2 separate regions of the Homo sapiens genome follow, and region 2 is linked to region 1. A link is an interaction called in ENCODE POLR2A ChIA-PET data of the cell type or tissue named here. Cell type or tissue: HepG2. All regions are shown on one strand. Each heading gives the region's core, and the rest is flanking DNA. Links, peaks and the distances in the headings are about the cores only.

Region 1 (10,412 bases), core at 1,468-9,467:
AGATGATTGAGGCCTTGAGGACTGTGTCCTGCTTCTTTTTATTAGCCTTTTCCCACTCCAGCCATCCTTTCCTAGAACTTTGCTAAGCTCATTTGAACCTTGCTCACTAGGCACTGGATTATAGATGTCACTGTTTTTTCATCTAAATTTTTTTTTTTAAAGTGAGTATATTAGTCTGTTCTCATGCTGCTATGAAGCAGCATATCTGAGATTGGGTACCTGAGACTGAGTAATTTATAAAGAGGTTTGACTCACAGTTCCACATGGCTGGAGAGGCCTCAGGAAACTTAGAGTCATGGCGGAAGGGAAAGCAAACACATCCCTCTTCACATGACAGCAGGAGAGAGAAGTGCAGAGTGAAGGGTGAAAAGCCCCTTATAAAACCATCAGCTCTCGTGAGAACTCACTATCATGAGAACAGCATGGTGGGGGACAGCCCCCATGATCTAATTACCTCCCACAAGGTTTCTCCTCCAACATGCAGGGATTACAATTCAGATTACAATTCAAAATGAGACTTGGGTGGGGACACAGAGCCAGACCATATCATTCTGCCCCTGGCCCCTCCCAAATCTCATCCTTCTCACATTTCAAAACACAATTATGCCTTCCCACCATATCCCCAAAGTCTTAACTCATTTTGGCATTAACCCAAAAGTCCAAATCCAAAGTCTTTCATCTGAGGCAAGGCAAGTCCCTTCCACCTAGGAGCCTGTAAAATCAAAAGCAAGTTAGTTACTTCCTAGATACAATGATGGTACAGGCATTGGGTAAATACACCCATTCCAAATGGGAGAAATTGGCCAAAACAAAGGGACTACAGGCCCTACGCAAGTTTGAAATTCAATGAGGCAGTAATTAAATCTTAAAGCTCTGAAATAATCTCCTTTGACTCCATGTCTCACATCCAGGTCATGCTGATGCAAGAGGTGGGATCCCATGGCCTTGTGCAGCTCCACCCCTGTGGTTTTGCAGGCTACAGCCCCCATCCCTGCTGCTTTCATGGACTGGTGTTGAGTGTGTGTGGCTTTTCCAGGTGCACAGCCTAAGCAATAGGTGGATCTACCATTCTGGAGTTTAGAGGATGGTGGCCCTCTTCTCACAGCTCCCACAGGCAGTGCCCCAGTGGGGACTCTGTGGGGGCTCTGACCCCACATTTCTCTTCTGCACTGCCCTAGCAGAGGTTCTCCATGAGGGCTCTGCCCCTGAAGCAAACTTCTGCCTGGACATCCAAGCATTTCCATACATCCTCTGAAATCTAGGCAGAGGTTCCCAAACCTCAATTCTGGACTTCTGTGCACCTGCAGGCTCAACACCACATGAAAGCTGCCAAGGCTTGGGGCTTGCACCCTCTAAAGCCACATCCTGAACTGTACCTTGGCCCATTTTAGCCACAGCTGGAGCTGACTGGGAGGCAGGGCACCAAGTCCCTAGGTTGCACACAGCAGGGTGGCCCTGAGCCCAGCCCACAAAACCATTTTTTCCTCATAGGCCTCTGGGCCTGTGATTTGAGGTGCTGCCTCAAAGGTCTCTGACATGCCCTGGAGACATTTTCCCCATTGTCTTGGTGATTAACATTTGGCTCCTTGTTACTTATGCAAATTTCTGCAGCTGTCTTGACTTTTTCCCCAGAAAACAGGTTTTTCTTTTCTGTTGCATCATCAGGCTGCAAATTTTCCAACTTTTATGCTCTTCCTCATCTTGAATGCTTTGCTGCTTAGAAATTTCTTCCACTAGATACCCTAAATCATCTCTCTCAAGTTCAAAGTTTCACAGATCTCTAAGGCAGGGGCAAAATAAAGCATATTCCAGTTCCCAACAAGTTCCTCATCTCCATCTGAGACCTGGACTTCATTGTCCATATCACTATAAGCATTTTGGTCAAAGCCATTCAACAAGTCTCTAGGAAGTTCCAAACTTTCCCACATTTTCCTGTCTTCTTCTAAGCCCTCCAAATTCTTCCAACCTCTGCCTATTGCCCAGTTCCAAAGTTGCTTCCACATTTTTGGGTATCCTTATAGCAGCACCCCACTACCTCCTGGTTCCAATTAACTGTATTAGTCCATTCTCATGCTGCTATAAGGAACTGCCCAAGACTGGGTAATTTATCAAGGAAAGAGGTTTAATTGACTCACAGTTCCTCATGGCTGGGGAAGCCCCAGGAAACTTACAATCATGGCAGAAGGGGAAGCAAACTTGTCCTTCTTCATATGGCGGCAGAAGAGTCAAGTGCAGAGTGAAGGGGGAAAAGCCCTTGTAAAACCATCAGATTTCATGAGAACTCACTCACTATAGCAAGAACAGCATGGGGGGACCACCCCCATGATCTAATCATCTCCCACAAGGTCCCTCCCCTAACACATGGGGATTACAATTCAAGATGAGATTTTGGTGGGGGACACAGAGACAGACCATATCAGTGAATTACATTTTCAGTTTGAGTCATCTTTTAGGTAGTCCATTTTTGAAACTTATGTAATAGCAGTGAACTATCCTAGGGGGACACTTTTCCCTTTTGTCCTGATGTTTGAGTGTGCTTTTAGAAGTTTCTAGAAGACAAATTAAGAGACTTTTGGGACCTGCCACCTCCGGTAACTGTGAATTGTAAAACGTGTGCAAAGAATAAGAATGCCAGCAGAAGAGAGCCGCTGGAATGAGAGGAGCAGGCTCTCCTCATCTTCCATGTGAGGGCACAATTTTCTCTGGGAGGTGAGAAGTTTGGTAGGTTTCCCTGTTCAGGAAATTGATGCCCAGCTGAAACCAGTCTCTGGGCAGGAAATGGTCTCATTTGGCTGTGAGGAGGTGGGAATGTGAACGATTTAAGAAGCTGACTTAGCTTGGACTCCAGTGGAAGTGATCTCACCTATTCATATCATTCTGTCTCCACTTCCTCATTCCAAGGCACCACCTCTGCCTGGATGTCCCAGTGAAGTCCACCACCTAACCTATTTTTCTAGCGATTCTGACCCCAATTGGTATATTGCTATTCAATTTTGGCACTAACTTCCTGGAGTTAGAACAGACCCCAAAGATTAAAGAACATGACCCACAACAACAATACCCCTACTTCTGACTGACCAACCAAAAATCTAGGGGTGCCCATGGTCTTCCTCAGGTTCAATAACTCACTAGAACAACTCACAGAACTTGGGCAAATGCTATACCTTTGATTACAGCTTTATTATTAAAGCTCTCTCCCTCCCTGGAGGATGGGAAGTCAGACTGATATTCCATGTCTCAAAGTCCCAGCCCTCTTATCACATGGTTGGTCTTTCTAGCATGACCAGCCCCATCCTGAGGCTATCTAGGAACCACCATGGTCCACTTCATTAGCATAAAGTCAGGTGTGGTCCAATCCAGGGCCTCTTGAAAAACAAAGACACTCCTACTATGTGGGAAATTCCAAGGATTTAGATTTGCCCTCCCAGGAGCCTGGGACAAAGGCCAGTCATTAAACAAAAATTATTATTATACAACATTGCCTCTTAGCATTCCTGTTTTATTTTTCAGATTATCTATTTATTTATGTAACAGAAATGGTGTCTTTCTGTGTTGTCCAGGCTGGTCTTGAATCCCTGGGCTCAAGCAATACTCCCGCCTTGGCCTCCCAAAGTGCTGGTATTATAGGCATGAGCCACTGTGCCTGACCTATATTTTAGATTCTAATTCATGCATTAGCTTGGGAAAGTAATGATATTCTTTAAAGAAGGAAGCAACCAGAGCTGTTCTCCACCTCCTGAATCACTCAGGGCATAGAGCTCCAAGACACGGGTGGCGTTACTGAAATAAAGCATTGTAGTTCACTTGTGCTATGTGGACCTTGTGGGGTGGTACCACTCTGTTCCTCAGGCTCATGTGGCAGCCTCATCAGGAACATGGTCAGTCACAATGGCAGAGGGAAAAAGGATCATGGCAAAGCGAGTACAGGCCCTTGAGGCTCTGCCAGAAGTAACAGACATCACTTTCAATCACATCTCAAAGGAAGGCTTGTGTCAAAGGACAGTTAGAACCCAATCTAAGATGTAGAAAGTTGAATAGCATTAGCAGTCACATAGGTTGACAGGAAAGAGACAAGGATGGAAGCTGCTGTTACTGTCTTGGTGAGAAAGGAGTAATGAAGAGACAGGAGTAAAGGAGAGCAGGGATCTGAGAGGCAGAGCTCAGGCAAATGTGATGTTATTTGGGGAGAAATTACATGAGGAGGTGAGGGGAAGGAGAAACTAGAGGTTCCTTAGGGTCTAGCTTGGGTAAGATGGGGGTGCTGGCACCCAGGAAGCAAGGAGGAGTAAATGGAATGTTCTCTGCTTTGCAGGATGGTGCTGGTGGCAATTTTCACTTCCCAGGCCCCTAGCCAGTAGTAGAATATAGAGAAAAGATGAGGTTTCTTCATTTCATAAACAATCAACTAATCAATAAGCAGGCAGCCCTCTTCCTCTGAATGTCCTGCGTTAATTGAAAACCAGAGGACTTTGATCACTGAGGATTGTGTTGCATAACTGGTTTCAATGCACCATTGTTTTCCTCCCTGGTTTTTTTCCATGATGGAAATGATTTGTTTGCCACACTGGGCAGGAGATCATATTTAAATGTTTCTTGGGTTTGATCTCCAAACAGGGGATTAACTAATGCTTGTGCTAAGGTGCAGAGTAGTGGTAAACAGATTTAATAAACTCTAAGTATGTAAGCTGCTGTTGAGGGCAGGGGTAGTCTAAGATGTGGGCACCTGCTGGTTTCCAGCTTGGTCAACACCAGAAAGTGTCACATTTTGTACTTAAAAACTCAGAGGAGTTTGACAGCAGAAGAAGCCAGGGGTGAAGGTGGAGAGGCTGAGAGCCAGGTGTTTCCAACTTAGGTCTGCTTTTGCCATGAACCTGGGCAAGTGATGACAGGTTCTAAAGATCTTCCAAGTGTTCAAGGGCAGAGATGGGGAGGAGGTGGGGGGCCACATTTGCTGAGATTCAGACATTTATGGAGTGCTCCTAAGAAGGGTAATGAACGCCAAGCTACCTGCTCGAGAGAAGGAGATTCACGTTTCCTCTCTTTGCTATGGGAGTGAACAGAGACCATGATTGCTTGCAATAGGAGCCTTCATAACCTCTCTGCCCTTCACCGACGAAAGTGGATTCTATCTTTGCCAGCTCCATTTCTGGGCTTTTACAATTTAGAATCAGGGCAAGGGAGAGAGAGAAAGAGAAATGGAGATTCAAGCAGGCAAGTGGTGGGGAGACAGCTGGGAATTACAGAAGAAGAATCAGAGACTTCCTTGCAGGAGAGAATTAAGAGTAGAGGTTAAATAAAAGAAGCAGAAGAAAATCAGGCACCCACATGGGCTGCCAGGAGGCAAGGCTTTGCTGGGAGCAGAGAGTAAGAGAGAAGTTTTGGAGAATCAGTGAGAGAGCTGGAAAAAGAGGCTTGAGAAAAGTTTTGCTGCATGTTAAACTTCACCCTGTGGTGTGCCTTGATAATCTAAATAGTAATGGAATAGATTTTCATGAACATTTCCAGTAAAACAGACTTTGAGTTGGTGCGTTTTGGAGCCTCTCTGGAACCTGAGATGCTCTGAAGCCTGGATCGCTATGGAAGTAGCCTGCTGGGGGGTGGAGGTTGGCACAGGGGATGCCAGGCAGGTGGTCACCCCCCAGGCCTCAGCTTACCCATCTGTAGCACTGTAAGGACCCTGCCTGTTCCATCCTGTCTTTGCGCTTCTCAGCTCTAGCTTTCTCATTAGGGTGCAAGCTCTTCAAGGCAGGCCTATGTCCTCATCCCCCTGTCCCTCCCACTCCCTGGTGTGCACAAGAGAGGTCAATCGCTCCAGGTCTGTGAGGCAATAGGGTAAGTGTCACGGCCAGCACCACCCCTTCTTCTCCAGGACGGGAACCCTTCAGCCATGTTTCTTTTGAAGCTTTCTTTCCCCCTTTCCCCTTCATGCGTCTCCCCAGATGATGGGCTCACCAACCACATCCTGAGTCCTCTGCACAGGAAAGCAAGAAGGGTTGTTTTCACCCCAGTGCCCTTCCCTTTCCCTTCCCCCACCACCAGCAGCTCAGAAGCCAAAGTCCCCTGGAAATAGGTCTCTGCTTCCTTTGCTAACTCGTGGCTGATGGGCGTGTGTGGCATCCACCCCAGCTTCCTCCTCTGTGCCATTAGTTCTGCAACAGCTGGAAAGCAAGTCTGCGCTTCCCAGCACCTTTGCGCTAGGATTCTGGATGTGATGTGGGTTCTGCCAATCAGATTAGTCCCATTTTTTCTGTCACGAGACTAAATTTGAGGCAGGGTTAAGCTGAGAGACAGAGGCAGGGAGGGACGCACCCATGTAGGGGCAGAGCTCCTAGAAAAAGCATTGCAGTTTTAGCCCTGGCTTCCCGGTGTGACTGGGGCCTCCCTAATTGTAGCAGAAGGCAGGTCCTTCCGCATCCAGCCCTGTGGCGTGGCTTTGGGAAGCGAACCTGCCTCCTAATGATTCCGGGAGTCATGTAATTCCCCATGAGCACTCCCTTTCTGCTTTCAGAAAGACTTGTCTCTCTGCTGCTGAGTCCTGCCTGACACCTACGAGCACCCTGGTTGGGTGGGCAGCTGCAAGAGGCTGGCCCCCCATCCAGAGGAGGCTTTGTGACGAGGTCCTGGCCATGGGCAGGTCTACAGAAGTTGCTGGCGGGGCTTCTGGGGACGAAGAAGCAACCCCAGCTGGCTGCTCAGCTCCTTAACTGTCTGCCATTTGCCCTCTGGGATGTGGTCTCGACACCTCAGCTTGAGTGCTAAGAGGCAAGCAGCAGAGGAGAACGTGGGCTCAGGTGTCCCGGCAGGAAGAAGAGCACCCGGGGCTCTGCGGCTAAGGTGCTGCCGCCCTGCACTTGTGTGGGAGCCCCTTCAGAGGCTGCCTCTCTCTTCTACTTCCCTGATCCCCTCTCCTGCCCAGCACTAGGGAATCTTTGCTCGTTGGGTCTTTTATTTTTAGCTACACGGTTCAATGAAAGCCTTTCTGCTTTCTCTGCATTGATTTTGCAGAACAATCCAAGGGTCGGTCTGATGCTTTTATGGCTCAAATTTCCTGGGGTTTATTTTTCACGAGTAAAAGTAAAAGTTAAAACTCCTGTTTGTACCTTTAGATAACTAGCTTACCGTGGTGTGGACGGGTAGAGAATGAGGGAGACGGAGAGACTTTGGAGTCAGACTGAGTAGTTTTAATCTGGGCTCCATCACTTACTAGCTGTGTGGCGTTGGGGGAGTAAATAAGCCTCTCTGAGCTTCAGTTTCCTCATTTATAGATTAATAATAGCAACAATACTCAGCTCATAACCACTCAGGTTGTTTGTGAAGTTCAAATAAGGTAATGCTTATAAAACTGAGAGGCCAGGTGCGGTGGCTCATGCCTATAATCCCAGCACTTTGGGAGGCTGAGGCGGGCGGGTCACGAGGTCAAGAGATTAAGACCATCTGGCTAACACGGTGAAACCCCGTCTCTACTAAAAATACAAAAATTAGCTGGGTGTGGTGGCGGGCACCTGTAGTTCCAGCTACTCGAGAGGCTGAGGCAGGAGAATCACTTGAACCCAGGAGGTGGAGTTTGTAGCGAGCCAAGATCACGCCACTGCACTCCAGCCTGGCAACAGAGCAAGACTTCGTCTAAAAAAAAAAAAAAAAAAAAAAAAAGACTAGTTCATGATACTTATTAAGAGCTTAATTTTAAAAAAACAAAGCTCTTATTGTAATTACCTTTAGTTTTTTCATTTATAAAGAGGACAAAGAAAATCAGCATACACGCACACTCACTGATATAGAACTGGCTCCAGCGCAGGGAGTTCTATTTTAAGCAGGCCCAAGTGGGCCTTGTCTCTACAAGTCAATAGCAAAATAGAGGGTAAGGGGAGATCTGAATGGTTCTGGGAGCAGCCGGGGAAAGCAGAAACCAGGTTCATTTAGAGAGACGTGGGAGGACGAGCTTCTGTCTCTGGGTGGCCTCTCTTCCTCTCTGGAAACTTCTTCTGCAGCAGATGGGCTATGCAGGATTCCCTCTCACCATGCACAGGCCGCAGCAGGCTGGCCCAGGACTCCCACTTAGTGCAGATTTTATGTCTGTTAAACACACATGACCCTTCTTTGGGACAAAGAAATTCTGGGTTTAATAGAGGCTCATCATCAGGCTAAAAACAATCTGGTGAGGCCACAGTTGGGTGTATGAGGCTCTTCTTGGTCCATGGCAAGGAAGGAAAATTCACTCTGCCCACTGATTATATAGGCCGCAGAATACTAGAGATTTGGGTGGTCTTTTTGTTTTACAAAAGTACAGCAGGCCACTTAGAACAAAAACATGGACTAGTTTAGGACTGGGGAGAAGAAATACATTTTGGTTCGTCTAAATCTCCTAGAATTGTTTTCTCAGCTTCTTCTAGATCCATACTCATTTCAAACTTGATCTCTAGCTTGAGAATTTTTGAAATGTAGCTGAATCATTTGAATCCATCCCCCATGTCGACAATCTGTAACTCAAAACTTACCCATAACACAAATAAGTATTTGCAGAGGGGAGGTTCAAGAATGCTTAAAAGTTTAATTGAAGGCTTCCCTCATTGTTCACAAGTTTGCTTTGGGGTTCACTGAGAAGAATTAACATTTGTGGATAGTGTGGGCATCAGAACTGGACCTCTTTCATACAAGGCTTTGATGCCTCCAGCAACAGAATGGCTGTCTGTAGTCCGCTTGGCTGTGGCTCTGAGTTTGAGGGCTGGCTCCAGGCCTCCTGGGGCTTCCCCATCCCTGCACCTTCCCACTAGCCACTTCCTTTGTGGTTTCCAACGTGTCCTCTCTCAGAGTGCTGCTCAAATCTGTTTTGATTGGGGTGGTCAGTTCACAAGTTAAGAATGTGTACATTTGATCAAAACTTGTTCTGCTCCCATCTTGAAAACTTCTAAGTTCTGATGTCTGTCATTAAGAACTATGTTCATTGTATTTGATAGTACAATAGGAAAATTACAGTTAACAGTTGTTTATTGTAAATTTCAAAGTGACTAGAAGAGAAGAATTATAATGTTCCCATCACAAAGAAAGGATAAATGTCTGAGCTGAGGGATATCCCAATTACCCTGACTTGATCATCACACACGGCATACAGGTATCAGAATCTCACACGTACCCCCAAAATATGCACAACTATTATATATAAATTTAAAAACTATAATAAAAAAGAATTATGTTCATTGAAATTAATTTTGAGGGAATTTTGTCTCTGTTGCCTGACTAAACCTGCTTAGTCAAAATATAGCCTTATCTTTAAATTTCTTTGCCCATGTATGTTCTTCAGTTAATTTTTTTAACCTCATTTCCCTCCACATCACCTTCCCCCTCCTCTGCTAACTTGTCTTACGTGTGCCACCGCCTCCATCTTTCTTCTGACCTTTTAGTGGAGGCATCCTTATGCATTTTGTTTCTCATCTTATATCTGATTTATAAAGAAAACCAGTACGGTCACACCCTCTATGCTTGCCTGAGTTACCACCTAGCAAAGTGATGTATCCCAGAAAAACATCTGAAAGTAAGTTTTCAGGTCCCTTCAAGGATTATTTTGTCTCTAGTTACAGCACATGGATCCAGATAGCAGATGAAATACATTTCTTTTCTTCGTGCTTAAAAACACTAACCGCGGCTGGGCAAGGAGCCTTATGCCTGTAATCCCAGCACTTGGGGAGGCCAAGGCAGGTGGATTGCTTGAGCTCAGGAGTTCAAGACCAGCCTAGGCAACATGGTGAAACCCCTTCTCTACAAAAATTACAAAAATTAGCCGGGCGTGGTGGCAAGAGCCTTGTAGTCCCAGATCCTCTGGAGTCTGAGGTAAGAAGATCGCTTGAGCCTGGGAGGCAGAGGTTGCAGTGAGCTATGGTGGTACCACTGCACTCCAGCCTGGGCAACAGAGACCCTGGCTCAAAAATAAAAACACCAAACAATTCCCAGTGTAAAAAAAATAAAAATAAAAACACCAACTGCATCTTTCTTTATTTGATCTTATAGTCATGCTGACCCTCCGTCTAACTTTTGTCTGTTCTCCACATCCCACATCTCCTAATTTTATTTGTCTAAAAACTTCCCACAGGAACATGAAAACATGAGCTCTCAAGATGTCCATTGGTTTAGGGAGGAGAAGCTGGCTGAGAGGATAGAACATAGATGAAGGTGTAGAGAACAGCACCACTTCCAGACTAAGACTTTGGATTCAGGAAAAAAAAATGTGGGTTCTCCTTCCAATTAGGGGGCATGGCAATGAGTGGGAAATGCGGCTTCTTTAGGGAAGGAGCCAAAGCTTCCTAGCTTTATAGTTTGGATAGAACTAAAATTAAGATTTCAACTGGGGGCAGTAGTACCCAGGTCTTGGACGCTCAGTGCGGCCTCTTTGAGGGCCAGTTTTCCATTGCACACCATGG
Region 2 (10,412 bases), core at 1,446-9,445, 73 kb before region 1:
AGGCAGCATGGTATGGGGTTATAACCACGGATGTCAGAGTCAGGCTCTGTAGTTTCATATCCTACCCACCCACCCCTTCCCTGATAGAAGCTGTGTGAACTTAGGCAAGTGACTCAACCTCTCGTTGCCTTATTTTTCCATTTTTTTTTCTTGAGAAGGAGTCTCGCTGTGTTGCTCAGGCTGGAGTGCAGTGGCGCTATCTTGGCTCACTGCAAGCTCCACCTCCTGGGTTCATGCTGTTCTCCTGCCTCAGCCTTCTGAGTATCTGGGACTACAGGTGCCCGCCACCACGCCCAGCTAGTATTTTTGTATTTTTAGTAGAGATGGGGTTTCACCATGTTAGCCAGGATGGTCTTGATCCTCTGACCTCATGATCTGCCTGCCTTGGTCTCCCAAAGTGCTGGGATTACACGCATGAGCCACCGAGCTTGGCCTCACTTTTCCATTTTTTTTTTTTGTAGTTTTCCTCAGATAGATCTTGCACATATTTTGTTAGATTTGTACCTAAGTGTTACATTTTGGAGGGTGCTAATTGCTGGGAAGTTTTTCACATGGCCTCAGACTGACCCAGTTCTTCCCCCTTTCTTGTTTGGAGTTCTCAATGCTGGGAGTTCTTATGCTGGGAGTACAACATGCCAAGATGAGGAGGAGCTGGTTGGAACAGTCAGGCTTCGTTCCTGTTCCCCCTAAGAGCAGGATGTCCTTCAGTGCCTTAGTCTAGCATGTTGTGTTCCCTTGGGGAGGATAAAACCCAAGGTAGGCTGCTTTCTGGGGTTCCTTGGCTGTGGTGCAAGTGGGGTCACGTGCAGTCGAGTCTTCATCTACCCTGGGCAGCTTTTCTGAGCTTTGGGGGACTGGCTTGTCATGAATCCTAGGCTTCTGTTGTCCCTTACTGCCTATCTGTGAGTAATAAACCTGTTTTGTGTAACTTGCATGCATGAGTGTTCTGTCTCACTGGACTTGGGCAAATAATCATTGCACAGTAAACTTGCTTCACAGTACTATAAACAGTATTATGTTTTTAATATCAAATTCCACTTGTTTATTGCTGAGTCATAGGAAAGCAATTGACTTTTGTATATTAATCTTGTATCTTGCAACCTTGCTATAGTTGGGTTTTAGTTTCAGATTTTTGTTGTTTCTGTTCTTTCAGATTTTCTACACAGACATCACGTCATCTGCAAGCAAAACCAGTTTTATTTCTTTCTTCTTATTCTTATACTTTTTATTTCCTTTTTTTTCTTGTTGCATTAACTAGGACTTCCAGTATGATATTGAAAAGGAGTGGTGACAGGAGATCCATTATTTTTAAAATGAAGACTATGATAGGCTCTACCTAATAAGACTCTTTTGAGGCTCAAGGAACTAGCACATGTAAAGTGCTTAGATGAGACCTGGAACTTAGTAAGTGTTAGGTAAATGTTTGTTAAATAAATAAATTACTTAGAACTCCCTGTGTCTAGATAATTCCTAGACTTGGTGACTTCACTATGTCCAACTGCAGGCAGGGTGCTCCAGTCAGGTAAGAGAGCTGGGGACAAGGGAGTTAGGTCTGATAAGCTATCCTGCCCAACTGGTTCCTTGCTAGACCTATGCGCCACAAGGAGGGGAAATGACCCAGACTCATTATGGAAACTCTCTTCGTTGTTTCCAATTAGAGGTGAGAATGGAAGCCAGAGCTCCTTTCTTCACTTAATTTTATTTTCTTTTCTTTTCATTTTTTCGAGATGGGGTCTTTCTCTGTTGCCCAGGCTGGAGTGCAGTGGCACAATTATAGCTCACTGCAGCCTCAAACTCCTGACGTCAAGCAATCTTCCCACCTTGGCTTCCTGGAATTTGTCTTTTGGCCACAATCAAGAGACTTGGAAAGTGGTTGAAGAGTCTTGCTCATTTAAGGAAAACTCTTTAGGAAGGACTTGTAGATGACATGGTAGAATCTTTAGAAGGCTGGAGTTCATCCTTAATTTGCATTGTCACTGGGCAACCATCAGCATTGCATTGACACTCGGCAAGTGTGTGCCACCTCTGCTGCTGGGGAATTGAGAGTGTAATAAATTAGAATTATTATGTGTAGAACCATATAGAATTCAGCAAAATACCTTTACATGAGTGCCATTCACAGTCCAGTACACTGAAGATGGCAGTGATTTCCTGTGGTTTTAGTAGGGGTCTGACCAGGAATTAATTGCTGCAGCATCTCCATAGAAAAAACATCATGACCTAGATCCTTGGCACTTCCAGTGCCTGCTGGCTGGATCCGACAGTCCATGATGAAGTTCCTTCCAGAGGCTGAAGTGGAGCCAACATTGAGAACAGAATTGAATTATCCTGGTCAAGGAGAGGACAAGATCAATGTTTGATATTCATGCTCTGATAGATGGGAGGGAAAGGCTGTTCTTCTGTGGCACCCAGCATGCAACATTCTGCCCTGGGAAAAGCTGTAACGTGGTGATCTTGCACTGTGTGTTGTTATTCTCTGCAGCAGAAACTAATGTCTGCCTAGAGGGAGGAGCAGGGCCACAGCTGAGTGTCTGAGGAGACTTGCTGCTCATTCAGCCAGTCTACCTTGGAAGTTCACCTGGTGGGCTGCAGAGCTCCTGTCCACATGCGCTTAGTGATTTGCATCCTCCCTCTCTCTCTCTCTCTTTCTCTCGCTCTCACTCTTTTAGAGACAGAGTCTTGCTCCATCACCCAGGCCGGAGTGTAGTGGTACAATCATAGCTCTCTGTCATCTTGAACTCCTGGATTCAAGTGATTCTACTGCCTCAGCCTTCTGAGTAGCTGACACTACAGGCATATGCCACCACGCCTGGCCGATTTTCTAGATTTTTTGTAGAGATGAGAGTCTTGCTATGTTGCCCAGGCTGGTTTCGAACTCCTGGCCTCACGCAATTCTCCTGCCTTGGCCTACATGTTCTCTTAAATTCAGGTTAACAGGCCAGCTGAGGGTCAGTGTACCTCCTATGCAGCATTGAGTCTGTGATTGATGCTCAGTGAAGGGGTGAAGGTTGGTTGTTTGAAATGATAAACCCTGGCTGTTCCTGGCAATGGTTCCAGTGAGAGCTGCTCAGGGTCCAGAGAGAAGAGGGGCAGATGCCCTGTAAGAAATCTGCACTGCTGCCAGGCCTGCACTGTGAGAGCCTCTCATGCCCCATCTCTTGGTGTAGGAAGCATCTCACTGGCTTCCTTCTTCAGCTCATCAAGGTGGAGGGCCTGGTGGGCACTTATGTCAACCACAGAATGCTGAGGAGGGCTGTCCACCTACCTTTTGAGTTATGGAATTCAGAGCCAGGCTCAAGACTTGGCGAAGGGTCTGAGCATATTGGCCACTGCAGGAGTGTGCCAGGAGGGGATGCTTAGGGTTGGGGGTTGAGGTGAGTGAAGACCTTGGGGAAATTCAGCCAAAGACGATAAGGAGGAGGGAAGGGGACACTTGGTTCAGACCATCTAAAGGGCTCTCTCCTGCTGCTGATGCAGAGGCCAGGGGACGCACCAGCGACTGCAGCTCGCCCAGCTGGCCCTCTGGTTGGTGCATGGCCGCCACTCACATGTCAGCAACAGTGACAGAAGTGTGGAAGGGGAGCTGTTCGCAAGTCATGGTTTACCCATAATTGCTGCAAAGTGGGAGAGCCCTGAGTGGCTCTCCATCCAGTCCCAGCCTGGCTTGGAAACAGGATTTGTGCTCCCCAGGGAGGCTGGGTGATAGAGCGTTAAGGAGCAACCGTTGCTCCATCTCTGGATTTGAGGTAATGTAGCAGAAAAGAAGCCAGACAGGCCCAAGCTGAAATCGCAATTCCAGCACTGAGCATTTGTGTTGTCTTGAAAGTTCTTCTCCAGCTATCAGAATCCTCATCTGTGGGAAAAAAAAGAGGCACTACTTCATTGCTTGGGTGACGGCTATGACAGAGCCTGTGTGCTCAGGACAGTGGGGAGTAAACGGGGCTCTTACGGTGGAGGAGAGCCCCTAAGCCGGCTGCCAGCATTTCTGTGTCTCCACTGAGCAAGGAGTTAAGCTTCTCAAGTAGTAAGCCTCTAAGAGACACATTTATAGAGGCAGAAGGTACTCAGATATACACGTGCCAAATGTGAGGGCATGCTTGAGTGTGAGCAGCGCTGTAAATTGAAAACAGCCTTGCAGCAAAGCATGACTAATTATAGGACTTGGGAACCTTACCAAAGCTCCTTCGTAGCATTCAGATGATTGTGTTAAAGAGAGCATTCTAGAATTTTCAGCTGAGTTTCAGAGGCTGAGTGCGACATGCCGTCACTTTGTCCTTATGGTTTGTACCCGCCCGGCCTGAGAGGTGCTGTATTTGCACATTTCAGCCCCCTGAGCACTGACGGGTGGTGAATATGGAGCAGTGGGGCCCAGGCTGCACTCTCTACTTCGTTTCTCCTTCACCCTGGGCAAAAAGCTAGCAGGCTTTCCTGTTTCCGAGCTGACTGTGTGATCTGAGCTGACTCTGTGAGCATTGTTTTGTTCCTTTGAGTGGCATAAGCTGGTGGGGGGCTGGCAGGGGAGTTGTACTGGTGACTGGGTAAGGGGCTCAGAGGGAGGGGAAAGGCAGAGAGAGTGGGAGAACTGCAGTGTTTGATCATGGAGCCCCTTCGTCACCCACCAGGCAGTGCCCCCCCTCCACCCACTCCTTCCTCTCCCAAAAGGCCCTGGCTGGGGCTTATCTCTGCACTGCTTCTCTGGAATGACGTTGCCTCGTTTTGTCCTCAAGTTAAATGAAAGGTACACATCCAGCACACATATCCCTGGTGGGTTTTCTGGTGTCCAGACCTAATGCCACACTAAACAGAAGTATATTTTTTGGTTATAAAAGTCCAGGAATTTTTTTCTTTACTCCTTTCCCACTTCTCTCAAGTGTAGGGAGCCCCCATATGTGCCAGAGAAGAGAAATGTCTCCAGTTCCCCAGGCCGCTGACTCAGTGAAGTTCTGGCTGGCACATTGCTTGGATGGAAAACAGTGTGTTCCACATACAACCTTTGTAAGAAGTGTGACCCCCACGCTGGTGGGGCCCCACTGTCCTGGAGAAACTTATGACGTTCACATGGGCAATTCTGAGTCTGTGTTCTTGGATAAGTGGTCCTCCGCTCTGCCCGAGGCCAGCACCAGGAAGCCACCTCGCCACAGTCTCCTGCAGGCACTCTCTGCTGTCCTGTTATGGACTGGAGGAACCCTCAGCACCCCTGAAGAGCATTTGTCTGGGACAGACACCACCCTGAAGCCAGTTGCTGTTTATTGAGCACCAACTTTGTGCTTGGGACTCAGGCAAGTGACCTCCTCTAGTCCTGGCAACCGCTTTGTCAGGGAGACCCTGTTAGGCTCATTTTACAGTGTGGAAGCTGGAGTTCACACAGGCATGCTAACTTGCTCCAGATCATGCAACTGGCCCTAAAACACGCTTCTCCTGCAATACTGTCCTGCACACAGGCCCCTGTCGGGGGCACAGGCCTGGGTGGGGCAGCAGGCCGCAGAGTTAATGCACAACGTGAAGTGGGAGTCGTTGGATCAGCAGCCCAGAAAATACTGGAAGAGCCACAGCTTAGACCTGTGTGCCTCCTTTTTTTGCTTTCTGCTTTTAAAATCTGTATCCTGAGGCTCACAGTTCTCACCCTAGAATCAATGCGACTGGGAAGTTTTTCTGCTCCAGGCTGTCCTTTCTCACGGACAAAATGGGGGTAATAAAAACAACAGCAGGAATCTCTGAAAGTTATGCAGCATTAATGTCCAGAAAATATTTACTGTTTTGGCAAGACTACTAATTGAGGGGCTTTTATATGCTGGTAAAAGTAAAATGCACAAAACCCCAAGATACCCACAAGCTGTGTGTATAATTCAGAACTGAGCTGTAGGAGAGAAAAACAGCAGCCAAATTCAACCAGGGATTAAGGGAGCCTCCCATTATGTGAGAAAACCTTGGACTCCACAGAATTCCATCCCTGTAAAGCATTGGTGAGTGAGTGACAAGCCCTTCAGCCAATGAGATTCCACATTGGAAGCAATGACATCATGGAGGTAAAGGCTTATTCGTTGTTGGCCTCTGAGACCCAACCCCAAGCTACTGGCATGTGTAAAAACTGCTTCTCATTGGCCTGGAGGAGACAGTGCACTCCAGAACAATGCTTTATCCGGCCTCTAGCAACCAACTGCTTCCAAAGACCCTTGTGTGCTTTCTGCTCTACCCAGATGGGGGTTGTGTGTATTCCACCCTGGGGCAGTTGACAACACCTGAGATGAACAATGCAGCTCATGCATTTTGCAGTTGGGTTTCCCCAAGAATCCTGCTCCACCTGTTGTGGTTTTTCTAGTGTCGCTGCAGGACATAGTCTGTTGGAGCAGGAGCTGAGAAAGACCAGGACCAGAAGCAGATTGCTCATTTGCTTAGTGATGGGAAGTTATGTATATATTCACCTCTCAAAGCAGCTGTGATCCAGGCTTTTGCAGTTTGAAGTCTCTTCTCCTCCTCAGGGAAATGGGCCTCCCCTGGGCATAACAGAGGTGCAAAGAGCACTGTAGATTCTACAGATAGCGGAAGTGGGGGGTGCATTTGTCCTCATGGGCAATTCCAATGAGAGAGGCTCTTCATTCCTGCTCCGAGACAGCATTTCCAGCTGGGAATGGAATCTTCTTTGGCTGAGAGGGTCTGGTTAGAACTACGAAAAAGGGAGATATGATGCATGGTTGGTTCATTTTGAGGTCATGTGGCAGTAAGACTTATGAGAGAAAGAAATTCAAGGCCACAGACGTTTTTTCCTCCATGTATTATGTGAGAAAAAGGCTGCTGGATTTGAAGTCAGAATTTGTGTCTAAAACAAGCTCCAAAGTTACCAGATGTATGACTGGGCAAGGCCCCAGGCCTCTTTGGGCCTTAGGTTTCTCAGATATAACAAACTGTTGATAAGAACACCCATCCTACATGGTTGACATGAGGATCAAGTACAGCCATTTGTATGAAAGTATTTTGTAAGATATAGCAGACTTTAGTAATGTTATTAGATCAAATCATATACGATTGCCTATTTTGGAGGTAAAACCAGTTGAACACGAGCAATTTCGTATAATTCAACCTACTAGTTATTATATAGTGCCTGATGCCTAGATGGGATTCTAGTGGATTCTGCGGTATGCCATGCAGCACCCTCCTTTAGGACTGAACATTGATTCCCACAGCTAATGGAACTCTGTGTAGCTGACAGCTCTGGCTCAAGGCTTTTAACTGAAGCTCTTTCTAGGAGTTGCCCTTAGTGGTCAAGAGCCTCACTTAAGGCCCTCTCTCCTTCCTGGGGGCAGCCCACATTCAATGGCTGGTCGACGGGGGATAAATATCACCTTGCCAATAAGTGGGAAGGGACACCTCTAAATGGCCATCTTAGTTCCAGGTCTTCTTGTGGGGACATTTGTGGCTTTTGTTGTGGCTGCATCAAAGCTGAACTCCTTCCTCTGCCCACCCTTGCTTCCTTCTCGTCCTCCGCTGGTGTTGATCCTCAGTCAGCTTTCTGCAGGCAAACCTCCATCCTGAGTGTCTGTTTCCTGGGAGCCTGACCTAAGAAAGAGATCACTGAATATTTTTTGAATGACAGGTGACAGACTTGGGCACCTGGATGCCTCATGTTATTTAATCAGCTACATGCCCAGCCCTAGACTTGATGCTGTGGACGTGGAATATAAGACACCGTCCCTGGGCTCAGTGACTTTACAACGTAATTTGGGAGCTAAGAAGCCTGACACTAATGGAATAGAATCATAAAGGCAGTTGTTTGCTTATAGCAAGTTTTATTCCTGAAAAAAAAGGGCACTCATAATTATTAATAGTATAACCACTCTTTATTTTAGTAGAAAAAAGGTTTAATATAAAGAATGATGCAATTACAAAATTGTTGGAAATGTTGGAGGAACAAAAGTCAAGAATAGCTGTTGGATTTGAGGAAATTAGAAAGTGCTAGAATTGTAGGATGCTACCTCTAGGAAGTCGGCTATCTGCTGAATTAAGGCAGGTAACTCACTGGAGCTCTCCTAGACACTACAAACCCTGTGTCTGCCATCTGATCACACACCTAACCACTGCTGTTAGAGAAGAATAATGCTTTATCCTTTGCTTTCATCTTCCAAATATCAGCTACCTGCCAGTGCCTCTCAATGGCAGAAGCTAGACTAGAACCTTCCTGTAAAGAAAGTAAAAGACATGCAATTGCTGAAGGCCAGGAGTTCAAGACCAGCCTGGGGAACATGGCAAGACCCGGTCTCTACTAAAAATAAGAAAAAAAAAAAAAAAAAAAAAAAAAAAAAGAAAAAGTATAAGACATGCAAGTTTCAGGGTACCAGCCCTCGTAATACAGAAAATATCAGAAGGGTAAGAATAGCAATAGACAGTAGAAGGCAAAATGCAGCAGCCTGGAAAAACTAATGCTTGAATCTGGAGGAGAGATAGGACTTGAGTATGTAAGGGAATTGATAATGTCTTTGCAAGTGGTGAGCGGAGCAATATGACTAGATCCTGCACACTCCAACCTGCCTAGAGGTTTCTGGCTCCAAAGTGCTCACTAAATGCATGACAAATGAATGTAGGAGGGAATGGGTGTGGTATATTCATGGAAGGAGACATCTGAACAGAAAGAGTGTATTAAAGATTAGGACATGATGCTGTCTCACATGGTGTTTTACAGTTTTCAAAGTAAGTTCACATGTGTTAGCTTTGACTCTTTTGAAGTGTTGGTAGGGTGGGGTAGATTATTGGGGTGCTTGAAAACAGGCATGAGCATTTAACTTTGAGGTATTGAAGACAATGACTGGGCCGGGCTCGGTGGCTCACTCCTGTAATCCCAGCACTTTGGGAGACTGAGACGGGTGGATCTTTTGAGGTCAGGAGTTCAAGACCAGCCTGGCCAACATGGTGAAACCCCATCTCTACTAAAAATACAAAAATTAACTGGGAGTGGTGGCGGGCACCTGTAATCCCAGCTACTCGGGAGACTGAGGCAGGAGAATTGCTTGAACCTGGGAAATGGAGGTTGCAGTGAGCTGAGATCGCGCCGCTGCACTCCAGCCTGGGTGATAGAGCAAGACTCTGTTTCAAAAAAAGAAAGAAAACAATGACTGACATTCACTTACTATATGCTTGGCTTTCCATACTTGACCTTGCTTTTCTTTACTGCTCCATACTTGAGTACAATCACGGCTGAAGTCGTTTTTATTGTTCATTTTCTACAGAAAAGGAAACTGAAGTTTAGAAATGTTAGGCGACTTGTGACAAAGCCAGAATCTGAACTCAGGGTGACAAACTCCAGGTCCCGGCAATTTAACTTCACTTTGAGTTGCTGCCCAGGGCAAGAGGGGGCCAGGAATTCCATTTCTCAGGAAGCACAAAATTACTTAGCAAAAGGGTTCTCTTGCCTGAGGCTCCGTGTAACAGAAACTCGTGCCCAGCAGTGAGTACTTGGGGGGCTTGACTGCCTTTTCCTCTCCTTGGTCTCAACTTCTGAAGCTATAAAAAGAAGGGATTGTACTGGAGCAGGGTCGGCCGGCTGTGGCTAGTGGGTCACCTCTGGCCCACTGCCTGTGGCTGTGGGTGCGGTTTGATCGGCACACTGCTGCCTGTGTGCTTACTTCCTGTTTATGTTGTTTTCGCTTTACAGTAGCAGAGTTGAATAGTTGTGACAGGGATCATATAGCCTGCAAAGCCTCCACATTTACTCTCTGACCCTTTACAGACACGTTTGCTGACTTGTGGCTGAGAGGGTCTAGCCAGGCTCTCCCAGGTTTGTACTCTGGGATTGTAACATCGGTGCATAAATTCCCAGGTTAACTGTCAAGCCCTTGCCAGCGGCCCGTTTACTTCAAGAAATATTTCTACCAAATCCCTTTGCAGAAGCTCCCTTGAGGTGTGTAAGACCCACAAAATTGCTGACCATCCTTGTTGTCCACAGCCCACTGCACCCAGGCAGGCCAGAGAAGGGAAGGGAGGATATCCTGTTTCCAGGAACTGAAACCTAACACCATGAACCTGTCCTCTATCACATGGAGAAAGTGGGCCCCCTGACGAACGCCCAGGAATCTTCCTACCATTGGCAGGTGCAGGGAACCTAGGACCTAATATCCTCGTGATCCTTGGGAGGCTGAGTCCCCAGGAGAGGATGCCAGGCCAAGGGGACCTGAGCTGGGATGGTCCTGGCTGGACCAGTCCTTGCTTGGCACTACTGCTATGTCCTCAGGTGAGGCAGCAATGGTGGCCTGAGGCTAAAAAGTGGACCGTCTGGTTTTGCAGGTACCTGTAGTCTTCCACGTTAGTTTCTGATAAACTCACCTGTGGCAGAAATTGCCCAGGTAATTCCAGTGTCTGCTTCCACCCCCAGGTCGGCACCTGGACAGCACCCCTTTTGTGTATGCATAAAGAACCTCTCTTTC

Evidence for each region. Peaks named below come from ENCODE experiments on the same cell type or tissue, not always from the same donor. Only the 100,000 strongest peaks of a DNase experiment are listed, where the experiment ranks them.
Region 2: POLR2A ChIA-PET joins it to region 1 with 17 read pairs; 3 of 35 experiments call an interaction of 5 or more read pairs at or near these places.

The regions. Positions count from the first base shown.
Region 1 is chr1:229,125,809-229,136,220 of GRCh38, reverse strand. The region is part of intron 1 of LINC02815 (long intergenic non-protein coding RNA 2815); the gene reads left to right. Among named protein-coding and RNA genes, the nearest start is that of LINC02815, 24 kb to the left of the region's middle. RefSeq lists an enhancer at 5,905-6,199. In HepG2, for the core only: no CTCF peak of the experiment used is centred there; DNase peaks (open chromatin) are centred at 4,500 and 5,920.
Region 2 is chr1:229,199,252-229,209,663 of GRCh38, reverse strand. No RefSeq gene overlaps it. Among named protein-coding and RNA genes, the nearest start is that of TMEM78, 45 kb to the left of the region's middle. RefSeq lists enhancers at 3,429-4,036, 5,839-6,476. In HepG2, for the core only: no CTCF peak of the experiment used is centred there; DNase peaks (open chromatin) are centred at 6,003 and 6,523.